Regions from separate parts of the Homo sapiens genome. Here region 2 is linked to region 1. Evidence: chromatin loops called from intact Hi-C (ENCODE). Cell type or tissue: mammary epithelial cell. All regions are shown on one strand. Links, peaks and the distances in the headings refer to the core of each region. The heading gives the core; the rest is flanking DNA. Region 1 overlaps RGS6 (regulator of G protein signaling 6). Region 2 overlaps DPF3 (double PHD fingers 3).

The links. Hi-C counts contacts between places; a loop is a spot of excess contacts. Peaks named below come from ENCODE experiments on the same cell type or tissue, not always from the same donor. Only the 100,000 strongest peaks of a DNase experiment are listed, where the experiment ranks them.
Region 2: it touches region 1 in a loop (13-fold over the local background); 5 of 110 quality-filtered maps call a loop at or near these places.

Annotation. Positions count from the first base shown.
Region 1 is chr14:72,542,600-72,547,971 of GRCh38, forward strand. The region is part of intron 17 of RGS6 (regulator of G protein signaling 6); the gene reads left to right. Among named protein-coding and RNA genes, the nearest start is that of MIR7843, 28 kb to the left of the region's middle. RefSeq lists an enhancer at 2,222-3,000. In mammary epithelial cell, for the core only: a CTCF peak has its summit at 3,190; a DNase peak (open chromatin) is centred at 3,152; H3K27ac peaks cover 539 bases.
Region 2 is chr14:72,635,854-72,641,225 of GRCh38, forward strand. The region is part of intron 8 of DPF3 (double PHD fingers 3); the gene reads right to left. Among named protein-coding and RNA genes, the nearest start is that of MIR7843, 120 kb to the left of the region's middle. In mammary epithelial cell, for the core only: no CTCF peak of the experiment used is centred there; a DNase peak (open chromatin) is centred at 2,338; H3K27ac peaks cover 294 bases.

The DNA.
Region 1 (5,372 bases), core at 176-5,175:
AGCTGGGCAGCTCACGGACCAAAGACGTGAGGCCAATTACCATTTAGGATTAATTGATGGCAAAAAGAAATAATGTTGATCCAGGTGATTGGATAACTCATTCAGCTGGAGGCTTGTCAAGACTGAATCTGAATTCAGAATTTCTCCCCAGAACATGCCAATGTCCTTTCTTTTCTTGGTAGAAGAGAAACACTTGGAAAAAACAAATTGTTCTTTCCAAGTCTTATGTTGTGCCATGACATAGAGGGATTATCTGTTAAGACCACATATGCCCCCTTTTCCATGAGATCCTAAGGAGACATTTAATATGGTTCATGGAAGCTTTTAGGGCCATGTTAGTTTGGGTGACGAAGGGGCCTGGTACTCCCCAGTCAATAGAGGAAGTGCTGTATGAGCTTCTCTTTCCAATGCAAGCTTCATTCCAGGTTACTCAGGACTTGGATATACAAAGCAAATGTCTGGGGACACTGGGCCAAGCATCCTGTCATTTTGCAGACTGAAACCACAAACCCTGCTTATTTGATAAGGCCCAGGTTCTGAACTAAACATGACTGAAGTCCACGACAGGGCGCAACTAGCCTACCATGTACGTTCATCCAAAATGGAAAACAAGACTCCCTCTGGTGGGCCCAGCCTCACAGATGCCCAGCTGACCAGGCAAAACACAGGCTGGGTTTCAGCCCCTATTGATCCTCAGCTGCCCTGGTGCAGTGAATAACCCACGCCACTGTACATGGCCACCCTTGTCCGAGGAGCCTGTTTCAGAAAGAGCTGTAACACACAGCAGCTTCTCCAGGGCCCCCAATACATGGCCTCAGGTCATGTGATTTGGAGCCTGTCTCTGCCTAATCCTGCTCATGGGGAAGCTTCCTTTCACAGTGGCTGTAACATATGAAAACCACAGTAGGAGAAATCTGGCTAGTCACTGTGGGTTGCCTTTGCTTCACCTTCCAGCTGTTCTTCAGATTCTTTGGTGGGAAGTCTCAGGCATTACTGACCAGGGAGAGGAGGTGCCTTCTCTCACTGAAGACTCTTTCCTGTTGCTTGGTGATGTCTAGCCTGCCACTCTCTGCTATCTTCCTGGTTTTGCAGTTGACAGAGGACAATAGGAGCATGAAGGTGGCCAGAGCTGAAATGCTCACCCTCCCACTGCTTCTTGAGACAGAGTCTCACTCTCCGAGCCTGGAGTGCAGTGGCACAATCTTGGCTCACTGCAACCTCTGCCTCCTAGGTTCAAGCGATTCTCCTGCCTCAGCCTCCCGAGTAGCTGGGATTACAGGCACACGCCACCACACCCGGCTAATTTTTGTACTTTTAGTAGAGATGGGGTTTCACCATATTGGCCAGGCTGTTCTCAAACTCCTGACCTCAAGTGATCCACCTGCCTCCCAAAGTGCTGGGATTACAGGCATGAGCCACCACACCCCGCCCTCTGCTCTCTCTTAAGTGTGCTTGTTGCTTCAGCTTCCACAGAGTCTACCACAGTGGGGTGGGGGGCCTCACCAAAGAGGGCCTGGCTCTGACATAGAGGACCAGGAGCATGCGTGGGAGGGAGAGGGGGCAAGAGGAATCGGGGCCAAGCCACAGCAGCAGCTCCCTTGTTGAGATAGATACTGGCTGAAGCCATCTGGTGAGAGCTCCAATCTGGGGAGGAGAAGCTGGAGAAAGTCCTTTGCTCCTCTGTCCAGTTCCACAGAAAAAGCCGCAGAGGGTGATAGCACTGAAGTTAGGAGAAAATGGCAGCCCCGAGTGAGGCTGGTGTCAGCCTCCCTGGGTACCTTTGGAGGCTCAGTTGAAACCTTACCTGCCCTCTTGAGAGCTTCATCAGCTCCAGCCTTGGGCTCCAAAGATAGATAGATAGAAAATGGGGTTGCTGGTGCCAGAGCAAGCACTGGAGGCCACGGAGGAGAAGGGAGAGGAGGACCAGGCGTTCATCCACCTCCTAAGAGAGCATCGAAGTTTAGCTTTGCCAAGGTGCTCCTTGGAATTGCGGCAGGAAGGGCCGGAAGCTGCAGAAGGCTTGGCATGTGATGGGTGGCATCTCTGCGACAGGCTTTCCTGTCCTGCCTGCCTGCCAAGGAATGCAGCAGGCAAGTCAGATGGGGAGCGGGAAGCTCTGGGAGCCAGCTGCCACTCAGCCTCCCTCGCCCCCTCCTTCCATCCCCCTGTTCCTTCCCCTGCCAAAAGCCAAGGAAGAGCTAATGAGAGCCAAGAAGTCAACAGCTCACTCATCCCCCTCCAGGCAGCTCTGCAGAGAGAAACTCCCAGCTCCAGGCCCAGGTGCTGACCGGAAGTGGAGGGCTAAGGCTCTCCGCAGGGGAGGGGGCAGGCAGGCAATCAGGGCAGTCAGCCAACCGGCAGAAGCAGCTCCTGCCCCCAGGAAGGCGGTGTTGTTTTCCCCTCCTCCTCAAGGTTTCATGGGGAACAGCCTTGCACCCTGGTGGAATGAGTTCCCAAATACCTAGACTCAGCAGAATCCCCAGAGGGCTTTGACCTCAGTTGAAATGATCTTTCTGTGCCTCTGGCAAGGGCCAATTGGCTAAAAATCTTTCCAAAGGGTTAGTTTTTATTGCAAACAGTCCTTGGACTCCTTTGGGACCACTGGGTCACAAACATTAGTGCCAGCCTCTCCCATCTCAGAGCACTGAGATCCAGCTGCAGTGAAACCCTGGCCCTGGCTGGAGCTGGAGGGAGACTTCCATCGAAGTGTTTGGGAAGGAAAGCAGGGAAACCTGCCTCTCTGGAGCAGCAAGTGCATGTCCTGGGACTCTGAGACACCTCAGCAGCCCTCCTGCAGACTGGCTCCTGCTTCCAGCCTCAGCTTGCTAGCTATGTGACCTCAAGCAAATCACTAGCCCTCTCTGAGCCCTGGTTTTCTCCTCTGAAATGACTTGGACTAGGTCGTCTCGATGGTCCCTTCCAGCTAGCGGTGTTCTGCAGGTCTGTGCTTCCCTCTGTCCTGAGATTTCTGAGTTATATAACTCATTCCTTAGAATGGGAGAGGAGCTGTCTTCTTGCCCAGTTAGTTACCTGATTCAGAAGTGCCTGCCAGCCTGTGAGGCTGGGAAATAAACTGTGGATAGACTTGAGTTGGGTGTATTTACAAAGCCTGGACATGCACTGGCAGGAGAACTGAGTGCCCCAGGCTCCCCACACCTACACCACAGGCCCTGCTCAGTTGTTCAGGGTTCACTCGTCCACGGTGAGTCGCCGGAGGGTCAGGGAGGACTCACAGAGAACAGGGTGAGTGCCCTACACCCTTCAGCTTGCCAGTTCTGCAGTCCCCACCCTTCCGGTCTGGATGCCCAGCTGTGTGTGTGTGTGTCAGGTGGGGTCAGCTGGGCAGAAAGGTGGACCCCAGGGTCGGTGTTGCCGCATCACTGCATGCACTGTGGGGTCCCAGGGGCCCTATGGGTATAGGAAGGAATGAAATGTGAGCACTTGGGAATCTCAGCACACTCTGCTGCTCACCTGCTACCAGGCTTTCTGGTTCCCCAGGGAACCCTGGGCCAGCTTGTTGCTGTCCTCTTTTAGCGATGGGAAATAAGAGTATGAGAGACAGTGTTATCCTGTTTACAATCAGTGGTGAAGTCCGTGGTTAAGACCAGGTTACAACTCCTCTATGCTTCGCTTCTTATCTTGACTCTGTGTGAAATTAGGAAAAGCATATTTACTGTTATAGTTTTGTAGCTGGAAAATGAAAATATAAAAGTCTATTTTTTATAAACTACAAAATGTAAAACAACAGACTCAGTATGGCTGGTGGGTACAGAGAAGACAAAGTGGCTCCTCACGGGGTTGACAGGAGTCTCGAGACTTTTATCAAAAAAGGCCAGAAGTTGGTTGTCATTTTTGAGACACTGGGCCCTAGACCCTGACGTTTCCGTTGGAAGGAGGAGCCCCCAGCTGTTCCCGCTGATGGTTCAACCTGTCCGCCAAAAGCAGCCAAAATGCTCTCCCCACGGAGTGCCCACTTGGAGAAAAACCCCACTGGTGACTCACCTTCTGGACATGTGGGGCAATCAGGGCCCGGTGGAGGCAGCTGCTCCTGGCTTTCCCTGGTGGGCCCTCCCTCGACCCCCGCCCAGGCCCTCTCCTGCCTTCCCCAGACCCCAATGTGCCAAGCAGTCAAGTGAAAATCAAATCCTCTGAGGCAGAAAGACACAGCTGTGTGTTTACAGCCACTGATTCAGATCCAAATCGCGTACCCTGCCAGTCTCTAGCAAGGCAGGCTGGGGGCAAAGTGTGTGTATGCCAAGCAGGGATCTATTTCGGGAGGTGACCTGCAGGCCTTCGCCATGACAGTGCCTTCCTCCCACCCACTCTCAGGAAAGGTGCTCTCACTTTACAAGCGGCTGATGGGGTTGTGGGGTCTCGGCATGCTTGTCACTTGTGCAGTCAGACCCCAGTGCCATCCTCGTGCAGCCACATGGGAACTGTGTGGGCTCCCACCTGCCTAGTAAGAAGGCAGAGAGTGAAGGGGAGTGCAGGGCCCCCCGCAGGATAAACAGCGGGAAGGCCGACCACTCAGAAGACAGGATGCCCGCCTCTGCCTAGGACAGAGCCTGCCTCAGTCCTGTCCGGGGAGCAGCAGCACCGCAGCAGAGGGGGCCAGAGAAAGAGCATCCAATGGCAGGAGTCTGGCAAGGCGACAGCACTGCCAATGTCACGGTCAAGGAGAGGAGACCCAACTCTGCCTGTGGTCCAGACTGGAAAGTTCAAAGAGAAGTCAGAGAGCTTCAAGTCTGAGGACTTCAAAGGCTAAGAAGTAAGACCCCCCCCCGACCCATGGAAGTCCCCCCAAAATGAGCTCCTGGTGGAAACAACAGGGGATGCTTCCCCCTTTTAAAATAGTGATGAGTGTCCCTGGTTTGAGTTGAGTTAGGAAAGCATGACATTTTGGAAGGAGGCCAGGATACCTGTCCATAGGTAGGAATAGCCTGTAAGATGTTGCCCTCCTGCAGTGTGGCTAAATGGGACACTGCCGGGGGTGGGACTCAGAGCAGTGGGATTTTTAGTTTTGTCATGTTTGCCCAAAGGTGGATGAGAGAAAGACCCTTGGGTGTTTGCTTAGTGGCTTCCCAATGGGTGGGAAGGTGAGACGGGGTTGGAAGCATGGAGCCACCCCAGCAGTGGCAGGGCCACAGGGCAGCGGTTCTTCCATGCCCCCTAATCATGGCCACATTGTATCAGCCTGAGCATGAGCAACAGCACCATGGCCACATACGGGAATGGGCCTCATTGGTGTAATATTTGGCAGATTCTCTCCACACCCCCCGTGGCGGTCTGGCTTACTGTTAAGAAGGGTAACCTTAAAAAATACATTTCCCACTCCAGAAAATACTCATATGTGGCCTGTTAGCAGCACAAGA
Region 2 (5,372 bases), core at 209-5,208, 93 kb after region 1:
AGGGCTCCAGGAAAAAAAATTATCTTCCTAGGTATGCATTGAAAACATAAATAAAACAAATATAAATAACTTTGGAATCAGCATGGTCTATTATTTATTCATTGTGAAATTATAAACATCTAATTATACTTTATTACCTTATTTATCAATGTTGATCTCTTAAAAGCTAATTTCTCAGGCAAAGAGAACTTAAATATCCATGGTTCTCAGGCAAGTAAATGCAAAACTCAAATTGTGCTCCTTATTCTGATGCTTGGTTTACAGAAATTGTATTACATAAAATACATAGAATCAATTCCAACCCAAAATAGCGCCAAAAACAAGTCTCCATGGGCATTCATTAGAAAATAATTTGGCTCAAATTTCAAATAGTTCTCTATATTCTCATACACATATAAAATTCCTGGTATTTACAAATTGCAAATGTATATATGAAGTTTTAGCTAAAGCATTTATGCAAAGTATAGTCATATCTGAATCATCATGCTACAGGGTAATTTGAGAAGAAAAATTATTACTAGTTCTCTTTGGGAAGCCATCTCATTCAATCAGATCCATTCATTTTCATTCTCTCACTCCTCTCTTCTCTCTTTCTCTTCTCTCCCTCTTCTGTCTCTCTCTCTGCCCCATTCCCTCCCCCTCTCTTCATGCTCCTCCACTTTGAGACCCAGCTTGGCAGGTGGAGAGAAGGAGGCTCAGTCATTATATTGAATCTGTAAAGGGGAAAGGGATGGACCAATTCTGAGCAATCAAAAGTTCAACTCCTTTATGTATATACTATGGCAAGTATGATAACTGGGCACTGCTGCTTCACATAATTATTTCTCAAGCCCTGCTTTGTAAACCTTCTGCAAAGGTCTGCAGGTTCACCTCTATCTGCCCCCAGATGTTACTTCTAATGCTGAAGACACCTGCAAATCGATGATCACAATGGCACTCCAGAGGCATCTGAATGGCTCCCTTTTTCTCTCACCATTTTTATTGCACTTCAAAGAGGACAAAGAAGAGAAAGAGAATGGAAAGGACAAATACCAAACAAACAAAAATGCATTAAAAATAAATGATAGCGTGAGCTGTGTGGCTGCCCTTTCTTGGGCAAAACACCTTCCTGTGCATCCAGCTCCACTCCTCTTAGAGGTTTGTTTATCCTCTCCTCCAGTTGTCAAGGTCTGTGGCACCCAGGAAACACATGGGATGCAAGCCCCAGGGGCTATTGCACCAGTCATTCTTATAAATAACCATACAAAGCACATTCATGCAAGAGTATTACGGGCACTTTTAATAGGCTAAACAGCCAAGGGCTCATGGCGCCATTCTCAAATGGTCCTAGAAATTCCCCAAGTTTTCGTGGTCAGGTGTGGTCCAAGGTGGAGTCTCTAGGAAGTGGATCTACACCTGTCTATAAGCCTGAGGGCATACATCATGGTTGGTCTTCTTAAAGTGAAATAATGGGATAGGGAAGCCTTGACCTGGATTTATACAATTTACTCGACTCAACTTGGGGCCAATGCACAGCACTAGGAATACGTTGAGAGTCATAGTAATGACCCCAAAGCCCCTAATTAGTCACTGCAGCTGAGGATCAAAAATAATTTATTCATTTATTCATTCCTTTGACAGTATTTGTTGAATATATAAATATGGCAGGCACTCTTCCAGGTACTGGGGATATAGCAGTGAGAAAATCCAAACCCCTGCCCTCAATTTACAACTGCCACACTTTGAGATATATTACAGCACCTGAGTCCTTTGGACAAGTCAATTGACTTCTCTAGCATTAGTTTTTCAATATATTAAGTTAAAGCATTGGAATCTGCTATCCATGAAGCTGTAGCTTTGTCTATGCCACCCAAAAATGGTATTTTTAAAGATACTACTGATCCCCAATTGCCCATCTGCTTGGTGGGATAAACAAGCCTTCTAAAGTTTGCCAGCTAAAACTGAAAGTTAAAAAAGAAAAAAACTAAGAAAGAAATTAAAATAGCCAGTAAGTCCTTCTAGAATTCATGTCAACTTTCCCATATTGACCAGCCCAGTCCGATCCAATGTCGACACAACAAAAGATGGCCAAGACAGAAAGCAAAAGAAATCTAGAAATCTAAAGGACTTTTCATCAACCATACCACCCACCGCCATGCAATAAGTTAGGCCTATACAGATGAGCTGTCATAAACTGAAGGTAGACAGAGGCCTTGGGTAAGGTTCCATCGATGAGGAATATTAGATCTGGGATGAGCTAGGTTGAGCTGCTGTGTGACAGCTGCAGATATTGCCAGGCAGGAAGTGACTAAGAGAAGAGGGTCATCGGTATGAGCAACTCTGGATGACTTTCCTTTTAAATGCTTCTCTGGATTTGTAGATTGCAGGCAACCAGCTGCCCAAAGTGATTCTTGCCCCACAACAGTGTGTGAAGGTCAGGCGGCTGAATCATTGCCCAGAGCCCAACATCAATTTTAGATGCCAAGCCTTGACATTTGCTGTGCATTCCAGGCCTCTCTGGACCTCAGGAGCATCCAACCATGGGACCTGGCTAAAGGCTCTGTGTTTTCTTTAGGAAAATGAGCCTGAAAAAGAAACCATTGCTTAGATTGGAAACCCTGTAATCCCTGTACTTCCTACTGTCCTGAGTACATCCAGGAGAATTTCAAAATGTCTGTAATTGATGTATAGCTGGTGGAAAACAGCAGTGATTGGTCAACACTTGATTGCCCATGATCCTCCAACTGCTGATCATCCATGAATTAGAAGATGAATTCATGAGTGGTCTAAGTTCTTGAGTTGCCTGAGGACCTTTGAAGTAGCATTCTAATTTTTTCTTCCAAAAAATATTCCACAGAGTTGTGCTAAGTCAAAAGGAAAAAATGCTTTCCTATCCTTTTCTACGTGAGCCTGGGAAGCAATCATAGAAGTACCTAGAAGTAGAGGACTGACAGTGTACTCATGACACTTAGACACTTTGTTTTACATTTTTTTTTTTTTTTGAGACGGAGTCTTGATCTGTCGTCCATGCTGGAGTGCAGTGGCGTGATCTTGGCTCACTGCGAGCTCTGCCTCCTGGATTGACGCCATTCTCCTGCCTCAGCCTCCTGAGTAGCTGGGACTACAGGCGCCCGCCACCATGCCTGGCTAATTTTTTGTATTTTTTAGTAGAGACGGGGTTTCACCGTGTTAGCCAGGATGGTCTCGATCTCCTAACCTTGCGATCTGCCTGCCTTGGCCTCCCAAAGTGCTGGGATTACAGGCATGAGCCAGTGCGCCATTTTTAAATCATTTTAGTCTAATTTTGAGTGTTCTTGTGGACTTTGCAATCTACCCAATTGTGATCAGATTCTCATAGAAAAATAATTCCACTTAATTTGGCAAAATTCACTGAGCACCTGTTCATTGCCAGGAACTGTACAAGGTGCTGAAGTTTCAAAGAGGAATGAGGCATGACTCCTGCCTTGAGGAGCTCAGTTTGGTAGGTGTGCTAGGCAGTCTCTGGCGTGGCTATCAATGAAGGACACCATACTCTTTTGTCATTCTCCCCCCTTGAGTGTGGGCTGCACTAAATGACTCACCTCAAACTAGTAGAATATGGCAGAAGTGATGAGATGTCACTTATAATATTAGGTTATAAAAAGACTGCAACTTTCATCTTCCGAATCCTCTCTTATGCTTTCTCACTTACTTGCTCTAAGGGAAGCCAGCTGCTATATTGTGAGATGCCCTACAGACAGGTCCATGTGGCAACATATGAAGGAAGGCCTCAGTGCAGCAGCCCAAGGGGAACTGAATCCTGCCAGAACCCACACGTGTGGGCTTGGAATTGAATTATCTCCCAAGTGAGCCTTCAGATGAGACCACAGCCCCAGCTGACAACTTGACTGCAACCCAAGGGAGGCCTTGGGCCAGAGGCACCCAGATAAAACACACATAGATTCCTGACCCACAGAAACTATGAGATAATAAGTGTTTGTTGTTTTAAGCTGTTGAGTTTTGGAGTAATTTCTTACACAGATAACTATTATATATAGAGAGAGAGACTCTTTTAAATGACTATAATACAATGTGATAAGTGCCATAATAGGAGAATGAATGAAGTTCCTACAGATAAGGAAGCAATAAATAATGCTGGAGAGGCTCAGGGAAAGCCACTGAGAGGAGGTAGCTTTCAAGCTGGGCCTTAAAGGATAAATAGGAGTTTTCTAAGTAAAAAAAAAAAAAAAAAAAAAAAAAAAAAAAAAATGGAAACAGCATTACAGGGAAAGGCAACAGCAGGAAATATAAGGTGCATGGTCCACTCAGGCAAAGCAGAGTAGCTCAAGGAGAGCAGGGAAAAGAGGAATTGCAGGAGATGATGCTAGAAAGGTATGAGGAAAGATTATGAAGAGCCTCTTATGTAGGCATGAGGATCTGAATTTAATTCTGTAAACAGTGGGGACTCCTCGGAGGTTTTTAAGCAAGAAACTGATGTGCTTGTACCCATGCTTTAGAGAGATGAGTCTGGTGATAGGTCAGAAGGCAGATGTGTTGGAGATGGCTGGGGAAGGGGGACCAGTCACTAAATCCATCTATTCAATGAGTTTGTATTGAGCACTTGCAATGTGCCAGGTGCTGTGATAGATGCTGAGCAATGGAAAACAGACAAAATCCTACCCTTCTGGAGCTTACACTGTAATGAGGGGCATTAGTCCAGGGCAGATCTAATAATTGTGGGGATGAAAGGAGGAAACATTTGAGAGGTAGAATTGGTCAATAGGACGTGATACCTGCTTGAATATGTGTGTGAGGAAGAGGCAGAAGTAAAAAATGGCATCAAGATTCCTAGGTTGGGCCACAGAGTAGATGATAAAACTGTTAGCAGAGATGCGACTTGCAGAGTATAACAATGGATTCAAACTGGGCACATTCCATTAATTGTGCAGATGAAGATGCCCAGGAATTGGTGTGAAAATGTGGGTCTACATTCAGGAGACAAGACCAGGCTAGAGATATAAATTTAGAAATCATCAGGTTTGGGTGGTAGATGAAGCCTTGGAAGTTGGTGAGACATTCAGGAAGAGACCACAGAGCACAAAATAAAAAGGACCTAGTTAGGGGTAGAGGGAAGAGTAACCATTGGAGTTGAAAGCGTTAAAGAGCACCAAGAAGAGAGTCCACTGAGAAAGCTGGAGACAATGTGGTCAGAAAGGGAGAAGTATCTGGAGAGAGGCACCTCATGACATCCAAGGAAGAGGAAGGGTGGCACCACCATCAAGTGACAGATGAAGTAAGATAAGAAACAAAGAGAACGTGTTGCCCTGGGTGAGCCATTGGTGATGAGAACTAACACAGTCACTAGTAGCAATGGGCCCTCATGCCTCTCCAAATCACTGATGGCTTCAGCAGCG